Linked DNA regions of Homo sapiens: regions 1 and 2 are each linked to region 3. Evidence: chromatin loops called from intact Hi-C (ENCODE). Cell type or tissue: PC-9. All regions are shown on one strand. Links, peaks and the distances in the headings refer to the core of each region. The heading gives the core; the rest is flanking DNA. Region 1 overlaps TMEM217B (transmembrane protein 217B). Region 2 overlaps CPNE5 (copine 5). Region 3 overlaps C6orf89 (chromosome 6 open reading frame 89).

The links. Hi-C counts contacts between places; a loop is a spot of excess contacts. Peaks named below come from ENCODE experiments on the same cell type or tissue, not always from the same donor. Only the 100,000 strongest peaks of a DNase experiment are listed, where the experiment ranks them.
Region 1: a loop joins it to region 3, with 4 times the contacts of the local background. A loop is called at or near these places in 3 of 110 quality-filtered maps.
Region 2: it touches region 3 in a loop (14-fold over the local background); 6 of 110 quality-filtered maps call a loop at or near these places.

What each region holds. Positions count from the first base shown.
Region 1 is chr6:37,204,863-37,214,548 of GRCh38, reverse strand. TMEM217B (transmembrane protein 217B) reads left to right here. Exons shown (of 2, transcript NM_001395378.1): 2 at 1,553-2,368. The coding sequence starts at 1,580. The coding sequence ends at 2,092. It overlaps TMEM217 (transmembrane protein 217), which reads left to right. Exons shown (of 3, transcript NM_001286401.2): 3 at 1,553-2,368. The coding sequence ends at 1,583. Among named protein-coding and RNA genes, the nearest start is that of PIM1, 40 kb to the right of the region's middle. RefSeq lists a silencer at 3,782-4,076. In PC-9, for the core only: CTCF peaks have their summits at 3,723, 3,922 (motif pointing right) and 6,333 (motif pointing right); DNase peaks (open chromatin) are centred at 3,948 and 6,348.
Region 2 is chr6:36,760,758-36,770,443 of GRCh38, reverse strand. CPNE5 (copine 5) reads left to right here. Exons shown (of 21, transcript NM_020939.2): 11 at 5,068-5,109; 12 at 7,452-7,527. Among named protein-coding and RNA genes, the nearest start is that of RAB44, 68 kb to the right of the region's middle. RefSeq lists enhancers at 1,245-1,776, 3,816-4,713. In PC-9, for the core only: CTCF peaks have their summits at 3,900 and 4,099 (motif pointing left); a DNase peak (open chromatin) is centred at 4,091.
Region 3 is chr6:36,910,165-36,919,850 of GRCh38, reverse strand. It overlaps C6orf89 (chromosome 6 open reading frame 89), which reads right to left. Exons shown (of 9, transcript NM_001286635.2): 5 at 5,416-5,567; 6 at 5,158-5,297; 7 at 3,277-3,406; 8 at 150-273. Among named protein-coding and RNA genes, the nearest start is that of C6orf89, 29 kb to the right of the region's middle. In PC-9, for the core only: CTCF peaks have their summits at 5,182 and 5,383 (motif pointing right); DNase peaks (open chromatin) are centred at 3,450, 5,420 and 7,040; H3K27ac peaks cover 1,124 bases.

The DNA of each region.
Region 1 (9,686 bases), core at 1,896-6,895, 300 kb before region 3:
ATGATGAAAAAGTTCTGAAGATGGCCAGGCATGGTGGCTCATGCCTGTAATCCCAGCACTTTGGGAGGCCGAGGCGGGCAGATCACTTGTGGTCAGGGGTTCAAGACCAGCCTGGCCAACATGGTGAAACCTGTCTCTACTAAAAATACAAAAATTAGCTGGGCATGCTGGCGCACGCTTGTAATCCCAGCTACTTGGGAGGCTGAGGCATGAGAATCGCTTCATCCTGGGAGGCAGAGATTGCAGTGATCCAAGATCGTACCACTGCACTCCAGCCTGGGTGACAGAGCAAGACTCTGTCGAAAGAGAGAGAGAGAGAGAGAAAGGAAGTTCTGGAGATGGATAGCGATATGCTTGCACGACAACGTGAATGTACTTAATGTCACTGAATTGCACATTCAAAAAGGGCTAAAGTGGTGAATTTTACATTCTGTATATTTTACTGTATTTGGAGTTGATCCAGTGAGTGAAGAGGAGAGGGCTGGAGGGAGGCTAGTGGCAGCCTGTCTGTGCTCTGCCTGGCTGGACAGGACCCATTCTGGTCATCTCAGAGAGAGGCCAGGTCAGGCTTCCAACAAGTTGTCCCCCATTGGACATTCGTCAGCCTGAGGACAGCCCTGTGTTCTCCTAATGTGTGACTGTGCCCCTTCCTTTGCCCCACAACAGAGGTAGCTCGCCAGTGTAGTGAATGATGAGGAGAGAGGTTTGCTCAGGAGTCCTCTGAATTGGGAGCCAGTAAGAAGAAGATTCAGGTTGTGGAGGAACGTTTGCGCTGTAGGCCCAGCCTACTCCAGCCTTAGGTCCCCCATTATCAACATGCCCTCAGCAGGGTCGGCTCGGGCACCAGGTTCCTGCTCCCTGCCATGAGTTGACCTCTAGAGCTCAGGTGTAACCTAGGTTGCAGCTGGAGGTCTGCCTGCTGGGCCTTCACCTGCACAATGGTGGCTTATTGTTAAGGCATCTTGGCCCTGGGCAGAGTCTTGCCTGGATCCATAAACCTTTACCCATTCCATTCCTGCTGGCCAAACCCTGTGACTTGGGACAAGGCTGGGCCATGCCCAGGGAGCAAATCAGGGAAATTTCTAAGGACTTGGAAGGAAAGAGTAGTGGGGGCAGAGGATGTCAGGGATGATTCCAAGCCCTTGAGGAGCCATGAGAGTTTTCTGACTTCAGAGAAGCAAACTCCCCAGATGGGAGCTTCGTTCATACCATCGTTATCCTCAATACAGGAACCTCTGAATTCCCACAAACCTACATCAACAGGAGCACTCTTTTTGCCACTTTAAAGCAAAGCTGAAGCTGGAACAGCAGAATTGGAAGCTACTTAGGAAGTCCCAGGCCAGTGATACATTCATTTCTCAATGATGTGGTCACATCTAGCAAGTTAGGCCAGAGCACGGGCCAGACCCCATGTCCCTTAACTTCCAGCCTATTGCCTGTCCACACACCATCATTGCTCTTAGCTCTCTGATTTATATCTAGTGACTTGGGGGATTTGTCTAAGGCTACCTCTGCCATCTTGTCACGTGTCTGTATGATTTTCTTCCTGCAGGAGGTGCTCTGGTAAAACAAGTATAAAATGAATGTCAGGATGTTCTCCCTCATGGTGGGCATCTTCTCTGTCCTTAATACCACCCAGTTCTTCATCTTTGACCTGAACCAGAAGACACACATTTGCTATGAGGCCAAGTTCAGCATCTACGTGGACTCAAAGTCGGAGCTAGTCACTTGGACCCTGTTCCACAGGGCTAATATCAGCACTGGCCTCTCCCTCACCACCATCATCATCGGCTGCTTCCTCTTTTATTGTATCCACAAGAATATCTACATGGGGCTGCTGATCTATGCCATGTGGATCATCACTTACGAGCTCATCAACTTCTCCATAGTCCTGCTCCTCAACGGGATCATCAAAGATCACTTCAAGACGCTGAGTTATTTGCACTGGATCTTCCAAATCTCACACATGCTCCTGCACTTTTTCTGTCTGCCCTTCATCGTCAAGCATGCATACAACCTTTACAAGGAATCCCAGACTGTGGGCAGGAAACGCCGCCACAGGCTCTGCTCCACCATTGCAGTGAACTCATGACTACCTGTCCGTCTGGGAATGTTGTACCGGAAGTTAAACTGAACCATGCCAGATGCCAGGAAAGGTGGGAGGGAATGGTGTTCCTCAACAATGGAACCCTCCCTACCCTGCCTGTCTTCTGTTGATGCTGCTTGGTTTGTCAGGGCTTTTGAGTTTTACGCACTGAGGAATGATTCTCGGGAGAGGGCAGGTTGTGCGGATCAATTATTTTACAGATGTGTTGTGTGACTTGTTTTAGCAGTTAATGATATGTGGCCTTGTGCTTACTTAACCATCTCACTGGTGTCTGTTTTTGCCTCTCACTGTCCCCTCTCCTCTGCACTTCCTTAGTTTCTAGTTCTTCCTTTATGGGTTGGCCCACAGATGCCGGTTCTGCTGAGTCCTTTGGAGGAGTGTTGTCCAGTAGAACTTCCTGTGCTGATGGAAATGTCCTCTATCTGTGCTGGCTACTAGCCATGTGTGGCGACTGAGCACTTGGAAATGTGGCTATTACAACCCAGTAATCAAATTTTAAATTTTATTCTTTTTTAGCTAATTTCCATTTCAATAACTATGTATGGCTGGCTCAAGACTAGCCTATCGGCCCAGCATGGTGGCTTACGCCTGTAATCCCAGCACTTTGGGAGGCCAAGGCAGGTGGATCACTTGAGGTCAGGAGTTCAAGACAAGACTGGCCAGCATGGTGAAACCCGCTCTCTACTAAAAATACAAAAATTAGCCGGGCGTGGTGGTGGGTGCCTGTAATCCCAGCTACTCGGGAGGCTGAGGCAGGAGAATCACTTGAACCCAGGAGGCGGAGGTGGCAGTGAGCTGAGATGGTGCCACTGCACTCCAGCCTGGGGGACAGAGTGAGACTCCATCTCAAAAACACAAACACACACACACACACACACACACACACACACACACAAACAGGGCCGGGTTCGGTGGCTCACGGCTGTAATCCCAGCACTTTGGGAGGCCGAGGCAGGCAGATCAAGAGGTCAGGAGATCGAGACCATCCTGGCTAACACAGTGAAACCCCGTCTCTACTAAAAATACAAAAAAATTGCCAGGCATGGTAGCGGGTGCCTGTGGTCCCAGATACTCAGGAGGCTGAGGCAGGAGAATGGCCTGAACCTGGGAGGTGGAGCTTGCAGTGAGCCGAGATCGCGCCACTGCACTGCAGCCTGGGTGACAGAGCGAGACTCTGTCTCAAACAAACAGACAAAACAAAAACAAGGACCAACCCTTTGAAAAACAAAAAGAACCCCCCAAAATATCTCCAGGCATTGTCAAACATCCCATGGGGTGGGGGTGGTGGGGGGGCAAAGTTGCCCCTAGTTGAGAGACACTATTGTAAAGCAACAAGCTCTGTGTTGAGAGCCAGCAGGCCCCTGCCTTGAACTAGGAGTGCCGCTTTTCCTGAGAACTCTTCACATTCACCAGTTGTGCAGTCTTCATCCTAATGCTCCTGTTTTATGGTTTGACGAAACTGAGACTCACTGGGCTTCAGTGATGAGATCAAGGTCACATGGTAGCAAAAGCAGGACTTGCATCTCATCATCTGACTTCATACACGAAAGTCGGCTCCCTGATTCATTCTTACTTTTACCAAGACAAAAAGGAACACCTCCTTTTAGGGTAGTTCCTTTTCCCTTGAAAAATGTTGGGAGTGAAGTCAAGAGACATGTTTGTTTGTTTGTTTTGGCCATACTCTTCCAAACCATGAGCATAGTAATGACAGTCGCTGGCTTTTACTGAACACTCAGTGCCAGGTACTATCCTACAATTCACTCAACTCTTTCCACCACGGATTTAAACCTAGGCCAGTTCCCCAAATGACCACAAGATGGCAGTCAGTAATAAGCTTTTGCTTAGAGCTGTTGGCCCCTAAACCAGATCCTCCAAGGGTGGCTGTTCAGGATTTATGGAGCTTCCAGCTGATGACTGGGAGCTAATGTGTGTGTCTCTGCCCCAGTCTCACAAGGCATGCCTTGTCTGATTGTGACTTGCTAGTACCAAAACACAAAATATAAAACATGGGCCAACTTCTGGGTTCTGATTCCCCATCCCGGTTGAGGTCGCTACGGTGGGAGGTAGACCTGGGCAACATTGGGGAACTGGAGACCTGTGTGTTGAAGAAGTGTAGGCAGAAGCAGAGTTCCAGGAATCACCTCAGCTGAGAGTTACTTTAGTTGAGAAAGTTTAAGACACTCAAACGCAAGGTTGTGCTATCCTCTATACAAGACTCCTCAAAAGCATGGTTGCTTCTGCCTTTACTTCCTGGTCTCCTGTTCTTTCTAGAACCCATCCAGTTAGGTTTCACCCCCACCGCCCCACTGGGACTGCTCTTGTCAAGGTGATCTCCACACTGCTCAAGCCGGTGGTCAGTTCTCCACCTTTGCTGACCTGTCCTGCAGTGGCTTTTGACTGCTGATCCCTCTCTCCTGCCAACAGGTTTCTCTGGTAGCCCCTCTGCCTCCGTCTCCATCCCTCCCCTGCCGCACTGGCCCCTTCTCCTCAGTCTCCTTTGCTGGCCTCTCCTCATCTTCCTGACCTCCAAACACCGGAGTGCCCTTGGCACAGTCCTTGGTCTTGTTCTCTGTCTCACTCACTCCCAGCTCACCTGGTCCAGACCCATCACTAATAAGCCCCATATACATCTTCAGCCTGGACTTCTCCCCTAAACCCTGGCTTTGTTTATGCAGTTGCTTCCTTGATGTGGTAGCCAGCTCTAACATGGTTCCCAGAGATCTCTGCGAACTGATATTCACATTCATCACCTCTTCTTAGATGTGGGCAGGACCCAGTGATCCTCTTCTAGCAAAGAGAACATAGCAAAAGCGATGGGTTGTCCTTTCTAAGGTTAGGTTACAGAAGACGATGACGTCAGTGCTGCCCGCTCTCTGAGGGAAGCTGGCTATCATGTTGAAAGTATCTTTATGGAAAGGCTCACACTGCCAGGAGCAGAGGTCACTAACCAAGAGCCCGTGAGGAACGGAATCCTACCAACAGCCCCATGAGGGAGCTTGGAAGCAGATCCTCCCCTACACAACTCTTTTTTTTTTTTTTAAATACAATATGGGGTCTCCCTATGTTGCCCAGGCTGGTCTTGAACTCCTGGCCTCAGGCTATCCTCCCACCTTGGCTTCCCAGAGTGCTGAGATTATAGGCATGAGCCACCATACCCAGTCAGGATATGTTTTGGGGTGGTTACTGTTGTAGAGACATTTTTGTAGAGATGTGACATGTACTAGTTATCTATTACTGCATAACAAATTACCCCAAAATTAGCAGCTTAAGACAGTACATTTATTCTGTCTTAGTTTCTGCGGTCAGGAGTCCAGACACAGCTCACCTGGTTCTCTGACTCAGATTCTCTCAGGGTCTCACTCAGGATGTCTCTACTTTTATTTGATTTTTAGAGACAGGGTTGCACTCTGTCACCCAGGCTGGAATGCAGTCGTGCAATCATAGCTCACTGGAGCCTTGAACTTCCAGGCTCAAGCGATCCTCCCACCTCAGCCTCCTGAGTAGCTGGGAATACAGGTGTGCCACCGCATCCAACTGATGTAAAAAAATTTTTTTTTTTAATTTTCTTAAAATGTGGGAATGTAGCCGGGCATGGTAGCTCACGCCTGTAATGACAGCACTTTGGGAGGCTGAGGCGGGTGGATCACCTGAGGTCAGGAGTTCAAGACCAGTCTGGCCAACATGGTGAAACCTCCTCTCTACTAAAAATACAAAAATTAACCGGGCATGGTAGCAGGTGCCTGTAATCCCAGTTACTCAGGAGGCTGAGGCAGGAGAATTGCTTGAACCTGGGAGGTGGAGGTTGCAGTGAGCTGAGATCGCGCCACTATACTGCAGCCTGGGCAACAAGAGCAAAACTCCATCTCAAATAAATAAATAAATAAATAAATAAATAAATAAAAATTGGGGAGTGTATCCCAATCCACACTCCTGATTTTCTCCCGTATACCTTGCCCTAACCCCCAGTCTTTGCCACCTCTACCCTTCCATTGCTCAAGTTAAAGACCCAGCAGGCATCCTTAGGTCCTCTCTTTCTCTCAGCCTGAATCTAACTCCTCACCACTCCCCATCAGCCCACCCTTCAATATAGATCCATATCCAACCACTTCATATAACCTCCCCTGCCACCTCCCTGGCCCAGGCCATCACCATCTCTTGCCCAGGCTATTGCAGTAGCAGTTCCTGACTGGCCTCCCCATGCCACTGTGTTCCCTTTACAGTCAGTTCTCCGCCCAGCCACCAGAGGGCTCCTGTTGAAACCTGAGTCAGATCAAGTCCCTCCTCTACTCCGGTCCTCACCTGCCAGGGCTCCCCACCACACTCAGGGTAGAAATCCCAAGTCTTTACCACGGCATGCCAGCTGCTAAATAACCCAGTCCCTTGTCACCCTCTGATCTGCTTTCTAACCATTTTGTTCTCTCCGCCTCCCTCTGCTGCAGCCATGCTGTCTTCCTTTCGTTCACCCTAACACAGACAGCACACTCCAGCCTCGGGGCCTTTGCACTCACTGTGCCTTCCGCCTAGAATATTCTTACTCCAGCTATTCACCAGCTTCCTTTCTTGCTCAGAAGGCATCAGAGAGGCCTTCCCTACCAATGGGTGTGAAACAGCCCCTCCCTACCATCCCATGTGTCTCTTTCCCACTTACTGTGCTACATTTCTTCATAACATGTACTATCACCTGACTTACTCTATACAGTTGCCTCTCCCACCACCCTCCAAAAATGTGGGCACCATATTTACTTCACTGATGTTTTCCCAGCACCTAGTTCAATGCCCAGCATGTAGCAGGTGCTTGATAAAGATTTGTGGAATGAATGGACATAGACTCTCAGTTTTGTTTTTGTTTTGGAGACAGAGTCTCTGTCGCCCAGGCTGAAGTGCAGTGGCACCATTGTGGCTTAGTGCAACCTCCGCCTCCTGAGTTCAAGCGATTCTCCTACCTCATCCACCTGAGTAGCTGGGACTACAGGTGCCCACCACCACTCTGGGCTAATTTTTGTATTTTTAGTAGAGATGGGGTTTCACCAAGTTGGCCAGGCTGGTCTTGAACTCCTGACCTCAGGTGATCTGCCCAAAGTGTTGAGATTACAGGCATGAGTCGCCACGCCCGGCCTATGAGAGGCAAATTATTACTGTTCTTTCAGCCTCCTGTTCCTACTCCTTTCTTCTCTCATTCAATTCTGCAGTCTCTGGTGAAGAATCTAGACACAGGTAGGAAAATACCGACAAAGGATACGATTTCAGCCCCTTATTCCTTTCCTCCTTTCCCAGTCCTGTTCCCTTACACCAACTGCTGCCACTAGAATCACCACCTCATCTCCCAGCTCCATCTCACCAAGTGGAAAACAAGTCTTTCTAACAGTGCAGGTGTCCCCGGGAAGAGCAACACTCTTAAGGGCTGTCACCCACCCCTGACACTTTCAGTCCGTGAAGATCCCCCAGCCTTCCGTCCTACTTTTCTTCATACAGTTTATTACTGTGTTGCAGACCGTGAATTAGGAATTGAGGAATACCTGGGGAAGCAAGACACAGCCCACATTCCAAGGGGCTCCCAGCCTAGCGAGGGGCCAAGCCACTTAGGCTATCTGGACCCAGGACGATAGGTGCTAGAGGAAGCACTGGGGGCCGCAGGAGGGGGCCTTGGAGGTGGAGAGTCAGGGAAGTCTTCCTGGAGGAGAAAACCTTTAAGCCGAGTCCTGGAAGATAGCATGATTTAGCCCTTAGAAAGGAGGGGAAGAAGGCTGGGTGCAGTGGCTCACGCCTGTAATCCTAGCACTTTGGGAAGCTGAGGCGGGAGGATGGCTTGAGCCCAGGTGTTCAAGACCAGCCTGGGCAATACAGTAAGACTTCATCTCTACAAAAAATTTAAAAATTAGGCCGGGCGCGGTGGCTCATGCCAAGCCTGTAATCCCAGCACTTTGAGTTCGGGCAGATCATTTGAGTTCAGGAGTTCGAGACCAACATGGCCAACATGGCAAAACCCCGTCTCTACCAAAAAATACAAAAATTAGCTGGGCGTGGTGCTGGGCGCCTGTAGCCCAGCTACTCGGGAGCCTGAGGCAGGAAAATCGTTGGAACCCGGGAGGGTGCAGTGAGCTGAGATCACTCCACTGCACTCCAGTGTGGGTGACAGGGCAAGACTTTGTCTCAAAAAAATAAAAATAAAAATTAAAATTAGCCAAACATAGTTTGGCTGGTGGTGCGCACCTGTATCCCCACTACTTGGAAGTCTGAAGTGGGCGGATCACTTGAGCCTAGGAGGCAGAGGTTGCATTGAGCCAAGATTGCGCCACTGCACTCCGCCTGGGTGACAGTGAGACCCTGTGTCAAAAAAAAAAAAGAAAAGAAAGAAAAGAAAAAGAAAAAAGAAAGGAGGGAGGAAAAGGAAAGTTGGGAGCCTGAGAAGGTGCAGGTACCCCTGGGATAGCAGATCTGTAAGCTTTTTTCAGTCATTTCCACCTAGGGTGACAGGAGGGGCTGTGTGCAGGGGACGATAGTGTCAAGAGGAAGCAAGCAGGCATGGAACTTCCCCAGATCGAAGAGGGTCTCCGCTTTCCCACGGCCTCGGCTCTTAGGTGTCTAACCACCAAATATTTCTTCAGCAACTTTCCCACCTGGCTGTGGCTGCCTTTAACTCCAAGTCATTTCTAGCAATAGTGTCCCATGGAGAATAAACTTCATTCTCTGTCAGTTTCCCCCCATTGGTTCAGGATGTATCAATGTTTCCATGAGGTTTACTTCTTTTCACCTCACAGCTTTCACTCTCCATTTCCCTGGCCTCCTTTCCCCTAGTCCTCCCCACATGGATTGCTACCTTTCTTCAGTCTTTTTTTTTTTTTTAATTTTTAAAATGTTTTTGCTGTGTCACCCAGGCTGGAGTGCAGTGGCACCAGACTCAAGTGATCCCGCTTCAGCCACCTGATTAGCTGGGACTACAGGCGCATGCCACCACGCCTGGCTAATTTTTGTATTTTTTTGTAGAGACGGGGTTTCGCTATGTTGCCTGGGCTTGTCTTGAACTTCTGGGCTCATGTGATCCTCCGGGCTCTGCCTTCCAAAGTGTTGGGATTACAGGCGTGAACCACTGTGCCTGGCCTCCTCAGTGTCTTCTGACTGTTGGTCTGTACACGTGGACTAAAGCTTTGCTTCCCCCCAGCCCCCACTGCATCCCTCTCTCCACCCACCAAGTGTTTTATGAAGGGCCCTGGGAGCCAGCCCTGGAGGAGGCTGCCTGGAGACAAGGACTGAGCCCCTGACTCCCAGACACACAGGGAAGATGCACAGGGAAGCGCTCCCAGCCTCCCTCCCATGTTGTCCTCTCACCAGCTATTAGTAAAAGAGGGACTCATTTAAATGCTTACTTTTTTCCCCTGAATAAATGATGATTTTATTCCCTAGGAAATAGTTTTTACAAATGCCTCTGATCATATTTTGCTTCATTAACAAGGGATTTTTTGTTTTGTTTTACACCTCTTTTATTATTATTTTTTTAAATTTTATTTTAGGTTCAAGGGCACGTGTGCAGATTTCTTTTCTTTTTCTTTCCATTTTTTTTGAGATGGAGTCTCACTCTGTA
Region 2 (9,686 bases), core at 2,065-7,064, 150 kb after region 3:
CTTAGGACATGGACCAAGTTGTATTCTAATTGGTTTAAATGCGTTATCTTATTTTGTGAATTTAAATTTTACAATAACCCTAGGAGCCGGGTCTAGTGCTGTGCCTATTTTACAAGGGAAATAGAAGAGAAGATATTATATAACTTGCCAGAGTAAGGAGAAGCTGCATTTCCCTCCTGTTGAAATTGCCTCTGGCCTGGCCCTCTGGCCTGGAGTCTCCCTGCCTTTGCTATGTGTCCAGTCCACACAAGGCCAAACCTGAGTGACCTAGCTGAGCAGAGCTGAAGTCACAGGAAGTGGCATCAGGATCAGAGCCAAGCCAGCCTTCCGGTGGGGTAAAGTGGGGTGATGACAGGAAGCACTTCCCCTGCCTTCCTGGAATTTGCCCTACTCTCTTAATGTTCTGTGACTTGAGGATTTGTCCCTGTTAAACCACAGTTGTCTGGGTCAGGCTGCTCACACCTTGATGCTGAATGAGTAGATTTTAAGAGGGTGTTAAGAGTGTGGAGTCCTCACCTGGAGAGAGGAAAGGAGTCACCGCAGCTTCCCACTTCTGCCTGGCACCCTTGATGTGTGAGTTCCTTCTCTTTTGCATCCGGCCACAGATGAGCTCCCAGGAGGGCCAGGCGCCCTATCAGGCATCTCCACAGATGGCCTCGATGAAGGGCATCGTACCGTTCTCGGTATTCACATGCAGAAGCTGAGGCTCAGACGGGAGGCACGGTCACCGCGGCACTGCCCGGTGTTGCGCAGTGCAACCTGGGGGCCGAGATTGCTGCCAGTCTCACTGCCTGCCCCAGATGAGGCCCTGATGCTCCTCTTCCTGAAGAGTTGAGTGTTGGACTGACTCAAGTCCATTTAAGGCAAAACCCCTCAGGGCCTGTCAGCCCTCGGGACTTGTAAGCCGCAGGGAAACCTTCCCCCTGCCAGGCAGAGGCTCATTAGGAGGCAGACCTTGCAGCTCAGCTGGGAGGAAACTATAGATAGAGCTAGTTGGTATGCCGTGGGGGCAGCCTGGCGTTTTGGCTGGTGTCTCTCATCCCTGCTGGCTTGCCCAGGCTCACACATATCTGGCTCTGTCATTGTGGCTCTAGGTGTCCAGAGGCCCAGGTCACTGACTCCTGGCATCACCACTGACCAGCTGTGTGACTCACGGAGAGCCACATACTCTTGGCCTCCTTTTGTGATTTTGTAGAATGACGGTATTATTACCTGCACAGCCCATTTCATCACGTTGCTAGGAGCTCTCAGTCAGCCAACAAATATGTATACAGCACCTGATATAGGCTAGGCACTGTTCTAGAAGCTGAAGATACAGCAGGAAACAAACAAACAAAAATCCCGGGCCTCATGGAGCTGATATTTTCAAGAAGCATGGGAATTGTTTGAGAGACAGGAGCTTGGATAAAGGGATGGAGTGTTTTAGACAGGAACAGAGCAACATGTGTCCAGCGCTGACTGTACGTGGAGATAGTTTACTTGCACAGCAGCTCCAAAGTGGCTGTGATTTTTCTCAATTTGGAAAGGAGGGGAGTGTCTGAGGGTTAAGCCAGTTGCTCGGGGCAACAGACCTAGTACTTGGAAGAGCTGAGACTGCCAGCCAGGGCTGCTCACCCCACAGCCGAAGGTCTTTTCTGCCCACTTTGCTGCCTCCTAGGTTAGGCCTCTGTCCTGAGCCTTTGTATGCCAGATAAGGTGTTCATTTGGTGGTCTGCAGAAGCCCATTTCATTTTCCCACACCCAATAAGCCTGTTCTCTTGGGTGCCGGCCCCAGAAGTCACAGTCAGCTGGACCGCAGCTTTTGTTGGCCCTGTGCTAAGGGGTTAGGAGCCAAGGCCAGCAGGTGACAAGTGACATCTGCAGTGACTTCAGGCAGCCCAACCAGGGTGGACAGCCACAGAACTGTGAATATGGCTGGGCACGCTGGTTCACGCCTGTAATCCCAGCATTTTGGGAGGCCAAGGTGGGCGGATCACTTGAGGTCAGGAGTTTGAGACCAACCTGGCCACCATGGTGAAACCCCGTCTCTACTAAAAATACAAAAATTAGCCGGATATGATGGCATGCGCCTGTAATCCCAGCTACTCAGGAGGCTGAGGCAGAATTGCTTGAACCCAGGAGGTGGAGGTTGCAGTGAGCCGAGATCGTACCACTGCACTCCAGCTTGGGCGACAGAGCGAGACTCTGTCTCAAAAAAAAAAAAAAAAAAAAAAAAAAAGAACTGTGAATAGAGTAGTCAAAGCCTTATTTGTCTTCTCCCCATGGTCTTCCCCCTGTCTCTGGGCACTATTTCTCTCACCTCCTTCTCTCCCAAAGCTGGAGGTGCAGACTTTGAGCTAATCTGACCCCCAGGCTGCAGCCATCCCTGGAGCCTTAATGGAGGCCAGGCCGAGTTTGCACAGGAATCTCATTCAGTGGTCTCAACCTGGGTTGCAAGTTCAAATCCCCCTGGGGAGCTTTTAACAATTCCCATGCCCAGCTTGCACTCCAGACCAACTGATCATGAATCTCTCGGGTAAGACATTGGTGTCAGTATTTCTAAAGCTTCTTGGGGGGATTCCAAATTGCAACCAAGTTTGAAAACTAGTGCTGTCTTCTAGAGAAGGTCAGTGGCTCTGGTTGCATGTTAGAATCCATCACAGAACTTTTCAAAACTACCCAGGCCTGAGTCCTATCCAGACCAATTAAATTAGGCCCTCTGGCCTGGGATTAAAATTTTCCCCAGTGATTTTGTGGATATGCAGGGCTGTCACCATGACTGGGGTCCTCCTCCAGCCTCTGAGCATGTGGTCATCACCCATCTAGTCACCCGAGGGGCTGGTGTTGGTGGTCAGAGGAGAGCTATTCTTTGCTGGGGTCTCTGAAGGTCCCCTGCAGAGCTTAGCGGTCTGGGGAAGGACTGGGAGGCCACTGGGCAGGGGTAGAGAGACTTCAGCCTTGTGGGGCCATGACCGAAGTCCTGGACTGGGAGTCAGGGCCTTGGTCTTGTTCTGGCTCAGACCCTCAGCTGGGTGACTCTAGGCAAGTCACTGGAGGCTCTTAGGGCTCAATTTTCCCATCTGACAGTGGGGTGGAGGTCATCACTCCGGAACACATACAGCACAGTCACTAGGGAAGCCTTGAAAACAGATTCCTGAGTCTTGCCCAGAGCTGGACCTGGGAGTCTGTGTCTGAAAAGCTGCCACTGATTTGGCCAGGCAGTCAGGCTTGAATCAGAAGTTGCAAAGCCCAAGTACCTAGGCTCAAGTGTCCCTGATTGAAGTAAATTTCATACGAAAAACTATCAGAGGCCGGGCGCCGTGGCTCATGCCTCTAATCCCAGTACTTTGGGAGGCCGAGACGGGTGGATCACTTGAGGTCAGGAGTTCGAGGCCAGCCTGGCCAACATGGTGAAACCCCATCTCTACTAAAAATACAAAAAATTAGCCAGGTGTGGTGGCTCATGCCTGTAATCCCAGACACTTGGGAGGGTGAGGCAGGAGAATCAGTTGAATCCGGAGGCGGAGGTTGCAATGAGCCGAGATCACGCCATTGCACTCCAGCCTGGGCAACAGAGCAAGACTCCATCTCAAACAAGCAAACAAACAAACAAAAACCTATCAGAGCGCGGCCAAATGATGAAGTGGAGAGAAGGAGGCATTTTTGTAGAGACCCTCCCATGCAGCAGGCGGGCCTTACTAGCTTGTTCTTGCAGCTGTTCTGCAAGGCCGTTATTACTTCTCCTTTCAATGGTGGCTTATGGCTCGGGGAGATTAAGTGACATCTCAGGTCCCATAGTGAGGGGCCCAGGTCCAAGCGTAGGGCCGTCCTGGTCTTTCCACTCTTTCCAGCTCATCAACCCACCTTCAGGGGCTTAGGTGATTTTTTTTTCCTTTCCACAATAATTCACCTCAGAGAGACATGGTTTTTTGTTTTTCACAAGAATCTAAAGGATTCCTTTAAATGGTGGGCTTCCATGCCTGCCTCATTGTACAGGAGTGCTGGTTTACAGAAATCCAGTGTGTGCACAACCTACTGGGCATTCCTTCATTCAGAACAGTTTCTGCCCTGCTGCGGTGGATCTGTCGCCTACCCTTGGTCCTGAGGATGCTCATCTGAAAGGAGACAGCGCCTCCTCCTGGAGGGGCCACAGAAGCCCAAGGCTGACTCCTGGCAGGCCCGAGGAGATGGGCGAGATGATGGGATGTTAACAAAGATAGGCCCGGGGAGCTGCCTCTCTGCACCCCACTAAGAACTGAAGGCTGAAGACCCCAGCTCCCCAGGCCCTTCCCACCTCCCCAAACCTGACCCTGCTGTGGGACCCTGGCAGCTCCCCTGTCCCTGGGCATCCCTGGAGGATCGAGCAGCTGGCACCAAGGGTTAACCGCAACCCTCCACCTCCCTCCTCCCAGCTCTGGTCCGCTAGCCTGTTGCCATGGGAACGTGGCTAAAAATAAAATGGGCTCTCAAAGCCCATCCGCATGCATAGGAGTCAAAACAAACTAATTAAAGCAGCCAGGCTAAAATATGAAGATAATTACACCCTCACTCAGGAGCCAGTCGTGGGGATGGAAAAGCTCAGCGGGCCATCCCCGAGCCAGGGCCCTGGGCTCCTCCCTGACGTGCAGGGCTGGCTCCCACACCCAAAGCCCTCAGACCCTCAACAAGCAGTCTTCTTCCCTCCCCTCCACCCTGCCGGGGCCTGAGATCCAGGGAGCACCACACTCCCACCTCCCCGCTCCTCCACCCCTGGTAAATCCACAGTGCAGCTCCATGCTGAGCTTATGCCCCTTCTGCAGTGGCCAAGAAGAAGGTGGGGTGAACTGAAGTCTGCAGCTGTTTTTCCCACATTCTCCTTGAAATTCTGGGCAGTCCCTACACAGCCCTGGCTGCCCTTTTCCTAAGGCCTTTCCTAAAAGGCCTCAAGAGAGATCCTTGTCTCTCAAGCCGCTGCCTCCCCACCCAGGGCCCTGGGGCCCAGAGGGAGTCCTGGCCTCCCTATCTGGTCCGGGAACATGAAGAGGGCCCCATCCTCAGCCACGTGGGTGTGGGGTTGGGCCCATCCCAGCAAAGGCCTTTGTTTTGCAGGACCATCAAGGTGGAGGTGTACGACTGGGATCGGGACGGCAGGTAAGCAGGCAGGAGGGCAGGGGCGAGAAGGTGAGTGGGGATGGGGACAGCCACTGGGCCCTGCCCTCCCATGCGGAGCTGTGACCAGGCTCCCCCCCGCAGTGGCTCTGGGGGTGAGGGAGCCTGGGTTTGCGTGTGTGTGGAGGGTGGGGGAGGGGTCCTCTGCTGCAGTAGCTCCTCCCCATCCAGCTCCACGGAGGCACCAAAGCACCTCTGTCCTGCAGGATATGGTGTGAGGGGCATAAGAGGCCTCCTTTTTCCCAAATAGCTGCCCAGGGGCCCGCCAGTACCCACAATCTCCCCACGCGTGGCAGAATTTAGGGCTTTCTGAAGAGTGCATGTTCTAGGGCACAGACACCAGTGAACTTCAAGCATTCATGGACACATTTTCCGCGTGAAGACTCGGGCTAAGCATTGTGGGGTGACGGAGATGCAGAGGAGCCCAGCCCTCAGAGACTCCCCACAACCTAGCAGGGAGGCCAATTGTACCCGTACAGCCCTCGGCTCATCAGAGGAGCTGTTTGCAGAGAGCCAGGACTGAGGGAATGGGCTGTGGGAAGGGAGAGCTACGAGGCGTGAGTGGACTCATGGGCCGTGAGACAGTGCCTGTGTAGGGCTGTCCCTGGCTGCTGGGAGGGTGCTTCCCACTCGGGGTCTTTGGGAGGCCAGTACTTCTGGGAATCCATAGAGGAGGACAAGAGCAGGCCTCTCGAAGCTTCAGTCCAGAACCCACCCTGGCTTCTACTTGTCGGCTGAGCCAAATCCAAATATGTCACCCTGACTTTTGTGACATTTCCATTCTGTGGCACTACCAAGGAGTGACTTAGGAGGACTTCAAGGTCCCCCAGTGTCCGCTGGTACCTCCCAAGTCTGTGATATGGACAGGGGGTTTGTTTTATCTTATGTAAAGTGCTATGCAAATGCAGCTCCAGGTGAGACCCAAGCCCCCTTCCAAGGAACTCTCCTTCCCCTGAGACCAACCATCCTGCAAGAAGCTCCAGAGCCGCTATGCCCTCCCCTCCTTGCCTCTCAGCTACCTCACAGTCAGCTTCATTGTTTCCACCTGGAATTTGCCTCGTCTTACCCTGGCGTTCCTGTACTCCTTTGCCTGGAATAGTCTCCTCTTCTGTGCCAGTTGGGGACAGCTACCAGGTGCCACTGGGTCCCACCATGAAGTTGCTCATAGTCAGAATGCTGAGAGCTGTAAATATGTAGACACAATACAGTGTAGGCTCACGGTGGGGGGTGGGGGGGTGGGGCCCCAGGGACACCTCTTGGGCATCAGTCTCCGGCTGGATGCCCCAGGCCAGCACATTGACCAAGGCCCTCTGGCAGTGACTGGGGAAGTTAAAGGAGCCAACCCTGGGGTCAGTGGGAGTTCTGCCATGTACAAGTCTTGGCCGTGCTTGATGTAAGCACTCCAGAAGGTGTGGGCACTGCAGAAAACACTTGCAGCCACCCAGCTGGACATCGCTCTCATTGTGTTTTAAAAATAATCTCATTAGAGAAGGGTTTAATGAACACCTTTAATCCCATCACCTGAATTTAACATTTGTTATATTTGCTTCATCTATGTTTTGCTAATGTAGCTTAAATTATAGACTTCATGGCATTTTACCTCTAAATGCTTCATTGAAAATGTCTAAAAAATAAGGGCACTTTCCCACTTACCCACAAATGCCATTATCATACTTGACACATTGAACAATATTCTTTTTTTTTTTTTTTTTTTGAGATAGAGTCTCGCTCTGTTGCCCAGGCTGGAGTGCAGTGACACAATCTCAGCTCACAGCAACCTCCACCTCCTGGGTTCAAGCGATTCTCCTGCCTCAGCCTCTGGAGTAGCTAGGATTATAGGTGTCCACCACCACGCCTGGCTAATTTTTGTATTTTTAATAGAGACGGGGTTTCACCTTATTGGCCAGGCTGGTCTCGAACTCCTGACCTCAGGTGATCTGCCCGCCTTGGCCTCCCAAAGTGCTGGGATTATAGGCATGAGCCACCGCGCCCGGCCACAATATTTTTAAATACCATTCACTATTCATTTCATATTCAAATTTCCCCAGTTGTCCCCCAAATACCCTTGTTCAAACAAGGATCCAAGTAGAAGTGGGTGCTGTTCTTCCAGGGCCCTGCTCTTTACTGGGTGACAATTGGGTTTCTTCCTCTGTGGGCAACACTGGGCTCTCTTCCCACGGACCCAGCCTGTCTGCTGGCGTGTGCCCCTGGAGTGGAGTCCCAGGTAGAATTGGGAGCCAAAGAAACGGATGTGTGCAAGGCTGGGGCTGGGCAGAGGCAGGGCACAGCCTGGCCTTGGTCTCAGCAGCCGTCTTCCCTTGCAGCCATGACTTCATTGGGGAGTTCACCACCAGTTACCGGGAGCTGGCCCGTGGGCAGAGCCAATTCAACATCTATGAGGTGAGGTGGGCACCCGAAATCCAGGGTTTGCACTACTAAGTGGCCCAGTCACTGAGGACTGTAGTGAGCCATGCACTGGGCTGGGGGCTTGGTGTGTTTTCCTGTGAGAAAGGGGTTATTGTCCCATTCTACCGTTAAGGAGACCAAGTCTTGGAGAAGTGCGAGAACTTGCCCAAAGTTCCACCATTCAGTAAGTGGCAAAATCAAGACACAAACAACCCAGACTTGGCTGATTCCAAATCACCGAGTTATAGTGTCCCCATAAAGAGCAGTTCTCACAAGCAAGAGAGATAGGAGCACGATGGGAGCCAGTATACGAAGGTTCTGGGCTTGAGACCTGAGGTCCTGAGTTCGAGGTGGCCTTGTGCTTTCAATCAGAACAGTTTCAGGGCCTGCTGAGTATCTTACCTGTTTCAGAATGAAAACTTCAAGAGAATGAGGTCAGGATACCTTCCTTGTTCTAGCCCCAGAGCTGGAGAGCCTCGGACAAGGCACCTGGTCTCTCTGGAGGTGTAACAGTAGCATTTGCCCTCAAGGGACAATGTCTGCATGTGTGTGTGTGTGTGTGAGCATGTATTTGCGTGTGTGCGCATGCGTGTGTGTGTGTGTGTGCATGTATGTGTGTGTGCGCGTGCGTGTGTGTGTATGCGTGTGCATGTGTGTGTTCTCCCTCTTTTTTTTTTTTTTTTGAGACAGGGCCTCACTCTGTTGCCCTGGTTCACTGCAGCCCCAATCTCCCAGGCTCAAGCGATCCTCCCACCTCAGCCTCCCGAGTAGCTGGGACCACAAGCACGCACCACCATGCCCAACTAATTTTTTAAATTTCTTGTAGAGACAGGATCTCGCTATGTTTCCCAGGCTGGTCTTGAGCTCCTGGGCTCAAGCGATCCTCCTGCCTTGGCCTCCCAAAGTGCTGGGATTATAGGCCTGAGCCACCGCGTTCTACTGTGTGCTCTCCCTTTTGCAATTCCCTCCCCACCTTCCAAATCTAGCTCAGGTCCTGCTCCTCTGTGAGGTCTTCCCAGCCACTCTTGTCCCCGTGCTTTCTTGTCTGAACTTCCACAGACATCATGGTTCATGCCAAACCCACTTAATGGCAGATACTTATAACCCAAATAACTGCTTGTGTTCGTATCCTGACTCTACCACTTACTAGCTACGTGACCTTGGCTAAGTCTCTGAACTACTCTGTGCCATGCAAACTGAGAATTAAATAAGTTAATGGAACAATGCCTGACCCAGAGGTCAGCACTGTCTTCTGTCACCATCTGCTGAGCACTGTGTGCCCAGAGGTTCACATTTTACAACCATCCTACCATCCTGGCACTGTCCTCATGCTAGCAGCCACTCAGCCAGCAAAGTTGAAGAGCTGGCCTTGAGTTCCATCACTGAATCCAAATCCCATGCTACCCCCACTCCTTTGCCCTGCATGTCGGTTCTGAGTGGGCAGGTCTTGTGTTCCAACTAGACTTTCCAAGGGCTGGTGAGGTGACAGCCCTGTCTGTTGCCTCCCCTCACTGGCCAGGGCACTGCCGGGCACACAGTAGGTGTGTTATACATTCGCATGCTGAATGAGATTGAACATGGCTATTGTGAAGATGGAGTGTGGATGAATTTATTTGAAAGGGCTCTAATACAGTACATTGCTTTGTTTTCTGCATCTGCAAAGAGAGAAGCTGTCTTTGTCCCCGCTCCCCCGCCCCACCCCAGTCAGAGAGAAGCAGATGCCACCATTCTCTGGCCTCCTTTGAGGAGATTTAGGGAGGTGAAGGGAAGGGGTCAGATCTCTCCGAGCTTGGCTTCTAAAGGTGCTTGACAGGCCCAGAAGGAGCTGTTTCTCTCGGGCTAAGAGCAGAAAGCATTCAATTGACTTGTTTTCTCAGTTGTTGATCCCTGCTTCTTTGTAATCAACAAGAGAAAGTGCCACACTGGGAGGCAGAAGCACTGTCTGCACACATCGGAAGGCCATCAGCTGAAAAAGGAGCACAGCTCTGGCAGTCCCAGGGGGAGGCTGGTTTGGGGCAGGAAGGCCTTGCTAGAATCAGAACTGCCTGAAAAGGGAACAGGCTCCAGCCAGTAAAGACCTGTGCCTCGGGCCCTGGCATTGCCCTAGTGTCAGGCTCCTATGTCCAGCTGTCTGCTGGCCCTTCCTGTAGCTC
Region 3 (9,686 bases), core at 2,571-7,570:
GCATAAATATTGAGCCTGTTAACAGGAGAATGTTATTTTTGATTCTACTAAATAAAACTTTTGTGAAGGCAGTATGTGATTCTTAAAATAGCTTTTGAGTTAAAAACTAAAAAGATCCATTGACCCTGCCCTCCTGGGGCCCTACATACCGATATCCCCTGGCTCTATTGGCATGGCCACAGACTGACAATGTCTTCGGCACTGGAAGGGAGGGATGAGCTGCAACATGGCCTCACCGCTGCCAATGATAAATAGGTCAGGCATCTTATGCATCTGGAGGAAAGAATGAGGAGGGGAGGAAAAGGAAGGCAAAGAAAACGAAATAAAACCAGGGGGTTTAGTAAATAAAAATGCTTTCACATATGGCTCTGAGTTTCCTAGCATAAGCAAAGAGGAAATAGAACCAATAACAAAAATTTGCAATTATGTCCAAAAGACAAAAACAAACTACTTTCTCCTAAGAATGGCATCTCTTGGTACTAAGACCAGAGTAAAATCTCTTCTATGGGTTCTCCTAAAGAGGCACTGTGTGATTTAGTGGGCAATACCCTCAACGAGAGCCCCAGAGTAGATCCTGCATGAGCTTTGTAATTTGCAACTATTTTTAGCCACAGCTTCAAAGTAAGCCAAAGAAAAATACCTAATTGCAATTTAACAAAGGTAGTTCCAGCAGAAACCAGCACATGGTGGCTGAAGTATACAACATTCTGAGATTCTGGTTTGATGAAAACTTTTTAGATAAATAGATAATCAGCATATCCTTTGGGCACTCTTCCATGGAATGTTATTTCTTACTACCAGGGCCCTGATAAGAATTGTACAGCAGCAAGTTTAAGTTTACACTGCCTGGCAAGACCCAGGGGAGCAGATATGCCATGCTACCGATTAAAAACTAATGACACTAAGACTGGCCTCTGATTTTGAAAACTAAGGAGACAATCAGCATATGCACCTGCACAGGTAACTACTGCCCCTCTGAGGGCATGATACTGCCAGCAACAGGCATTAAATGCAACCTGCTATGTGCCAGGGAAGGAGCTGTGAACCCTGGGGTGGGGCTGGGACCAGGGCAAGGAATAGGGATAAAGAGAGAGATGGGTCTTGCTGGGACATTTCTCCTTACCTTGATGATGACAGAAAACCCCTAGGGCCTCTTCTCTCATCTCTTCCTCCTATCTCTTGCCCTTCAGAGAAACCCTTTATATGCCCATATAAAGTGGGAGCCAGAAGTCTGACTCCCTGGGCCATGTCTTGGTTTTCTCTTCACCACTCAGGGCCTCCAGAGTCTTGGGTTTTGGCCCCATCTTCCCCTGTCCCCAACCCTGTTCTCTCTGCTGCTGCCACAGGCCTTGCCCATAATGTTTTCATGGCAACACCAGAGCCATTTCACCGGCTAATGTGGTGACAGGGACAGCCTGGTGTCTTCAGCTAGCCTTCAGTTGACTGGTACTAATATTGGCAGAAGCCTTAACATCTGTAGTCCTCAAAACAATCTCAGAAGGACCAAAACAAGTGGCTGTATCCCTTCTTCACACAGGCCTGAAGTGGGCAGGGTCATGTTCATCCATTCCCAGGATGGGAAGAAACAGACAAGAGGGTGGCACAGGCCAGCCCTAGGCCACACCGTGGAGTGGGTGAAGTGGGCCTTGGAGGCCCTCACCTTCTCCCCGAGTGCCACTTAACAACCAGCTCCCCAATTCTGTCCCAAGGCTGCCTTTGGACACTGGGCCCACAGACACGTGACTTTAACAGGGCCCAGGGCCCAGGGCCCAGGGATGTGGACAACAGGGTGGGGTAACAAGGCTGCGGGGAAAGGGGAGCTTGGGCCAGGGTGGGGAAACAGATTCTCTAAGAAACTGGGTTCTCAAGAGTTTTGCCTGTCTGGCCACTGCCCTTCCCAAAACATCCTCGAGAACCACAGCATGACTCTCGTAAGCATTTGAGTAACTCTGTATTTACTCCTTTGGCTGGGCTCCTTGGTGTTGCACACGCTGGAGAAATTAACTTTGGTATTCAAGTGGTAAAACCAAGAGAAAGATAAAGCCGTGTCCCAGAATTATATTTATGAAGATGAAATCATACAAGGGCCTGGAATTCCAGCCGGCGACAGCAGGATAAACTTCTTTAAAATCTGAGGCAAGAGCCCAGCATCTCCACCCCAGTGCTGGCAGACAGAACTTCTTACTTCTAGACAAAATGATTGTTTTTATAGGCTTTTAAATTCCTTTAACACAATTCAGCAAATTTGGAGCCAAGCGATAGTATCAGGAGGTGGAAGCCATGGTCCAGAGGTGGCAGGGGGCCATAGTTTGGGAAATTTATTTTTTTATGAAGGAAAATGCATGCTTTTAATTCTCCCAAACCGATCCAGGCTCAAAAACCTTCCTTAGGAATGAGACTCAACAAAAGGAGCAATTCAGAGAAAAGTAAACAGACACAAATGCAGAACAGCTTCTCCCAGTCCACTGGCCCCAGAGAGGTAACTTTGGCTCTGAGCACTTGGCCCCAGACTGAAGTGGGAAATGATGGGGGCAGAGTGGGCTTTTCTACCCCAGCTGGGCTGCCTGCCTATCAAATCCTTCCCAGGCTCCCACACTTTTTGCCTTTCAAGTTCTCTACCTGAAATCTCTTAATTGTTTATTTCTGGCAAAAACCATCCTGGGGGTGAGAGGGTAAAGGGTGTGTCCTTGGGCAACTCACTTAATCTCTCTGGGACTCAGTTTCCTTATCCACAAAATGGAGCAGTTATTCTATTCATCCACATACTATTACCTTATAGCTTTCTTTTCTTTTTTTGAAAAAATAGAGATAGGGTCTCCCTATATTGCCCAGGCTGGTCTGAAACTCCTAGGCTCAAGCAATCCTCTTGCCTCAGCCTCCCCAAGTGCTGGATTACAGGCGTGAGCGACCACCGATCATGGCTGCTTGCCTACTTTCTAATTTAAGGTAGGAAAGCCAGACTAATTGCACCCTCAAGTCCTTCAAATTTTAAGATTTCACTTCTTTTAATATAGAAAAGTAGTTTGCCTCAGGTGTTAAGGGCAGGAGGCAGATTTGCAAGGTAACTAGATTTTCTGGAAACCTGCCTTCATGACAAGGTGGGCCCCTGCAAGTCTCCTGGCTAGCAGCAGGAGGGGAGAACTAGACTGTGTGGGTGTCCCCTCAATTCACCCTGTAACCCTCTAAGCCAATATGCAGGGAAGGCCTTGGTTATGACATCAGTCCAGGTCCCAAATAAAGAAAATTCTAGATCCAAGTCCTCTCAAAATTTCCTACCTTACTCCCCACAACAGGTTCTGGGTGAAGAAAGGAGCACTTGTTTAAAGAGGCATCTTTTGGAAATGGCAGGTGAGTGAAAACAGGAAAAAGCTCACGTAACATTTGTGATCTGTTCAGAGGTCTCCTCCTGTAGAAGTATGAAACAGAAAAAAAGTAATTAAACTGGTCAAGCCAGCCCATGACTAAGAGAGAGCCAAGTAAGGGTGGGAAAACTGTGGGCGGTGGGTAAAGAGGGAAAAATATGAGTACAGTATCTTAAGTACTAGGTCCCTGAAGAATAGTTGCACAGAGTCAATGAACTATAATGTGTACACACACAGGCATAAACTCTACAGCCATGATTTGAGTATGTGGGTGGAGTGTTTCTAAATTGCAGCTAAAACAATATATATTGGAAGGAAAGAAATAATCTATTCATTCTATCTTGGAAAAGACTGAAGTAACAGCAGGCCAGGCGGGGGAAGGGGAGAAGAGAGAAGGAGGAAGGGACAAAAAGCATGACCCTTCTTCTGAGGCACAGGGAGACGCAGGGGGAAGCCTGCTCAGCTTGTTCAACTGGGCACTCTAGCACGCAAACAAACAGCACATTTAAAGAAAGATAGAAGCATTAAGAAATTAACAAAAAGCCTGAAAAAGTCATTTTAATTCTTTCGAAACAGTTCTAAGATGGAAACTGGCTTTCTTTTCTTACTAGACAGCAACCTTAACCACAAGGAATGAACCATGTCTTCCGCAGGGCACAGGAAGGAACAGCAGGACAAACTGGGGTTTCGATCCTGGCTGGGTAACCTTAGGCAAGTTACTTAATCTCTCTGTTTCCCATTTTTCTTTCTTTCTTTCCCCCTCCCCCAACCTTTTTTTTTTTTGAAACAGGGTCTCACTTTGTCGCCCAGGCTGGAGTGCAGTGGTATGATCATGGCTTACTGCAGCTTCAACCTCCCAGGCTCAAGCCATCCTCCCACCTCAGCCTCCCAAGTAGCTTGGATATTTTTTGTAGAGATGGGGTCTCCCTATGTTGCCTGGGCTGGTCTCCAACTCCCGGGCCCAAGTGATCAACCCGCCTCAGACTCCCAAAGTGTTGGGATTATAGGCATGAGCCACCACGCCTAGCTACTGATCCCCACTTGTCTGATCTGAAGAATGACAACAATCATTCCTACTTTCCAGAGTTATTATCAGTGTCCCCAGTGAGACACAGACACTAAGCACCAAGCCACACTGCCTGGCAGAAACAAGTGCCAAAAAATGCAATTCTCCTTCTATTATTTGCACTCTCTCTTCAGCCCCCTGCATGAGGCCCCATTCTACATAAAATGCTAAATGCATACTTCGAAATAAATTATGACTCTATTAGACAAACTTGCTGTCCCCCCCATGGTGGCACCCCTCCTTCTGACACACCTCTTCATCCATCCCTTTTATCTCTCATCACTGGTTTATCAGTGGGATCCCAGCATTGGATTTGTAAAGTGTTGGGCCTGTGGTAGTGGCTCAGTGATAGCTATTACTGTTTTGCAGGTATTTCTGGTCTGCCCCTTTCCTACTCGCACGCTAAGTGCCCCCATAGCCCCCCCATTTTTTTGAGACACAGTCTCACTCTGTCACCCAAGCTGGAGGGCAATGGCGCGATCTCAGCTCATGGCAACCTCCACCTCCCAGGTTCAAGTGATTCTCATGCCTCAGCCTCCAGAGTAGCTGGGATTACAGGCATGCACCACCATACCTGGCTAATTTTTGTATTTTTAGTAGAGATGGGGTTTTGCCATGTTGGCCAGGCTGGTCTGCAACTCCTAGGCTCAAGTGATCTGCCTGCCTCGGCCTCCCAAAGTGCTGGGATCACAGGCATGAGCCACTGTGCCCGGCCCTTTTCACACTCACCATGGATAAGGAAATGGGAACCACCGCTCAGGAAAGCAGCGCCACCACTTGGCGAAAAACCCTTCAGAGAAGCCTTCTGTCGCCTCAGGGTACTGGCACAAAAAATGCTGAATCTCTTCCTCCAACAGGGGCTTTCCCGTCTTGGCAAGGCAGGAAACAAAACAAAACAACACAGAGTTACTTGTCAGAAATTTCCTAGAGCTTGACCTAGCCTTTAAGCAAGCAGCCAATCAGCGGGAGACTCAGGCTTCTGCTCACCTTGATCACCAGTGGATGGAGCCTCTCAAATTTCCTTGGGGCGTCTTCCAGGAGCATCACCTTCAGGTGTTTCTGGGCACAGCCAGTGCAGTTGGCAGGAATGGGCTCTGACTCATTCTGCTCACAGTCGTTTGTCCACCAGGGGTCAAAGTCTGAGAGAGGAAGGGATATGGAGAAAACAGATACTGAAAGAGCATAGCTGGTACATCCAGTAGCTCCAACAATGAAACAAGAAAGGAAAGACATCATAATGACTTTTATTTATTTATTTATTTTGAGACAGAGTCTCACTCTGTCGCCCAGGCTGGAGTGCAGTGGTGCCGTCCAGCTCACTGTAACCCCTGCCTCCTGGGTTCAAGGGATTCTCCTGCTACAGCCTTCCGAGGAGCTGGAACTACAGGCGCATGCCACCACACATGGCTAATTTTTGTATTTTTAGTTGAAACGGGGTCTTGCCATGTTGCCCAGGCTGGTCTTGAATTCCTGGGCTCACATGATCTGCCCACCTTGGCCTCCCAAAATGCTGGGATTACAGGCGCAAGCCACCGCATCCAGCCCATAATAATTTTTAAAAACAAACAATGATAAGCACTGGAGACCGCTGAAAAGGTAAGGTATATATGAAGCAGCCTCTGAGGAGGGAGTAGAGGACAGGAGCAGGAAGGAGAGGTACTCTTCTCTGTATACCTTTTTACACTTTGTGGAAAATATCTTTTAACCTGTCATGCATTTCCTAAATCAAATCAACAAATAAAGCATAACAGCTAGGAAAAACATTCAGCAATGTGGAGCTAAAGATGTAGTTCCCCCAACATTTTCTAACCTATGACCCATATGGCTGAAACGTCTACAGCACAGGGGGGCTGGTGTGGATAGAAGGGTGACCCCTATTATCGCTGTGCCCTAATGCACTTCTCACACATGCTGGATGTGTGCATAGACCCTTGCTTCACAAGTACACATGGGAGCCAGGACTCCGGGAAGGAAGAGTGAGAAAAGGACACAGAAGAGGAAAGGGATGGAGAGGGTAGACAGGACTTTTCTGGAGCCATCTTTGGAATAAAGTGAATTGCATCTGTCCATAAGACAGCCCTCTATCCCAGCTCAGGAGGGGGTGGGGCCGCCAGCCATAGTTTCCAGCCCCACATGCTGGTCAGAAATGGAAGACCCCCAACCCAGACCCTGCTGTGTGACAGCGGCTCCCTGACATGCCTGTCTGGTTTGGCTCCTTCTCTGAGGGGCTCTTGTTTCTGCACAGCCTTTCCCAGCTTCCCTCTGTTACCATGCTGTTTATAATGTTATTTCATTATTTCTTGTTTACTTTCTGTTCCATTTTGGATTTCGTCTAGGTTCTCTGAGAGATGTGTTTGTTTTAAACTCTGCTTTGAATCTAAAACGTTTCAGAAGACGGTTCTGATTAAAACCCAATGGAAACCAAATCAGGAGAGAGCCTACGACAAATGATAACAGACAACCAAATGTGGCTGAAACGAAGTCAATTTTTTAAACCAATAAACATACTTGGAAACTGACTCTTAACCACAAAACATTTTCTGTGGTTGGCAGTAAGCACTACATGCTTGTTTTCTCTGAGGCAGTAGTAGTGGGGCATAGGAAATCCTCGTCAGGGAAAGACCGTGTTTGTTCTTGGCCGGTCTGCTGAGCATCCTCCATCTCTTGAAGATAGTATCTGTGTTTCCTGGAGGCAACTGCCACCTACCTTTCTCAGCCAGTCTCAACTCGCAGGAAGATTATTAGTCAGAGGATTACCGCTACACCCTGCTCCTGGGAGGGCGCCTCTCCTCCCACAGTACTCTGGGGGTAGCTGAAAACCCTTTAGTACCACCTGTTTCAGTGGCACACTGAGGCTGCAAAGTTGCATTTTTTCTTCTCCAATATTTTCAAATGCTTCTTATTCAGTGTCAAATATGATAAATTCTTGCCAATATGCAAAAGCTCTGGGTAATGGACACACCATGGGGCATAATCATAACAACATGTTACAATTATATAGCATTTCGGTTTCCAAAGTACTTGCGATGGAAGGGGAAGGAGAAAGCAAGCTAATGCACTGAGTGCTTGCCCTATGTTAGTCACTTTCCCATGTTATAGCATTTAATTTTCACTGTGTAATTACTGAGGAGGAATCACTATTCTCATTCTGTGGATGAACAAACTGAAAGTTAGAGGTGATAGGAAGTTCCTGAGGTGCCAGAGTGTGGCAGGAAGAACACAGCAGATGCTGGGCGTGCAGTGGGGGTTTGGGTAAGGAAACAGGCTGCAGAGGAAGATGTGGTGAGGGCTTCCAGGGCTTGAAGCATGTCTGGCTCTACTCAGAACAAAAAGAGGAACTGTTGGAGGCTTTTGAGCAGGAATTTCTCGATGTTCTAGGAAGATTATTCTGGATTGTGATTAGGGTGCCCTAGAAGAGAGAGGCTGGGAAAAGGAAGATCTGGTTATATTTTGGTTTTGCCCTTTTTTAGGGAAAAGGTCGGGGGGGGGGGGTTCACTGTGATGAGAAGTGAAATATAATGAATGAGGCAGTGGGAATGGAAAAAAGGGGTGGATTCTAGAAGCAGTGAAGATGAAATCTACAGCCCCAAGGAGCACTACTGTGAATGTTTGCACTATACTGTCCTCTTGGTCAGTGTCATAATAAACCTGCAGATCTCTGGTATCACCTATGTCATTAGTGCTCATCTAGGGAACGTCATCTGCAGATTTATTATGACACTTTTCTGTAGTAGCGTGTCATATTCCAACAGAATCAGTTAATTATGACAGTCTTCCCAGGAGATGAGAGTAAAGCACCAGGAGAAAGGGGCACCTTCCTCGAATTTGTATAAAGGTGCTGCATGGGCTAGCACCGAGCAGCTCTTAACCTAAGAGTTAGGAGAATTATTTTAACTATAATTTATTTAATTATTATTATTATTATTTTTTTTGGAGATGGAGTCTAGCTCTGTCGCCCAGGCTGGAGTGCAGTGGCGCGATCTCGGCTCACTGCAACCTCCGCCTCCTGGGGTCAAGCGATTCTCCTGCCTCAGCCTCCTGAATAGCTGGGATTACAGGTGCCCGCCACGAAGCCTGGCTCATTTTTGTATTTTTAGTAGAGACAGGGTTTCACCATGTTGGCCAGGCTGGTCTCAAACTCCTGATCTCAGATGATCCGCCAACCTCAGCCTTGCAAAGTGCTGGGATTACAGGCGTGAGCCACTGCGCCCAGCCCAGCCTAACTTATTTAATTTTAATTTTATTCAGAGCTTTAGATATTCTTGGGATTTCCAGGTGGAGATCCCTTTAAAAAGCAGGTAGAAGAAAACCCAGTAAAGGGAAATCAAGAAAGAAAAAGAAAGTAGGAATAGCAAACTAAAAGAAAAACTTGGAGGTGGTGTTCCTTGAGGGAACTGAAAGTTAGAGGCGAACACAAGTAAAAAACTGTTAGTACTAAAAAGAGAATTTAATAAGGTGACAGAATACAAGATACAGATTTTCAGATACATAAAAATCAATAGCTTTCTTACTCTACTGGCCACAATCAGTTAAAAACTGAAATGGAAAATAATCTCATTCATAATAACTAGCAATAAATTTAACAAGATAAAACATTTATGGGTGGTGGCTGATGCTTGTAATCCCAACACTTTGGGAGGCTGAGGTGGGATCGCTTGAGCCCAGGAGTTTGAGACCAGCCTTTTTTTTTTTTTTAGAGACAGGGTCTTGCTCTGTCGCCCAGGCTGGAGTACAGTGGCACATCTCAGCTCACTGTCGCCTTGACCTTCCAGGCTCAAGTCATCCTCCCACCTCAGCCTCCCAAGTAGCTGGGACTACCAGTGTGTGCCATCACACCCAGCTAATTTTTGTATTTTTGGAAGAGACAGGGTTTCATCATGTTGCTCAGGCTGGTCTTGAACTCCAGAGCTCAAGCAATCCACCCGCCTTGGCCTCCCAAAGTGCTGGAATTATAGGTGTCAGCCACCATGCCTGGCCAATAAAGGATAAACATAGATTTTTAATTAAGTGAGGAAAGGGTAGATTCAATAAATCAAATTGGGACAAGTGACCATCTATATGGAAGAAAATAAAGTTAGATTCCTACCCTTTCACCATATACTAAATTAAATTCTAGATTGATTAAAAGATACAAATAGATAACATAAAATTTTAAAAATAACTAAAGGAGCTGGGCATGGTGGCACTTTAGTCCCAGCTACTCAGGAGGCTGAGGCAGGATAATCTCTTGAACCCAGGAGTTCAAGGCTAGCCTGGGA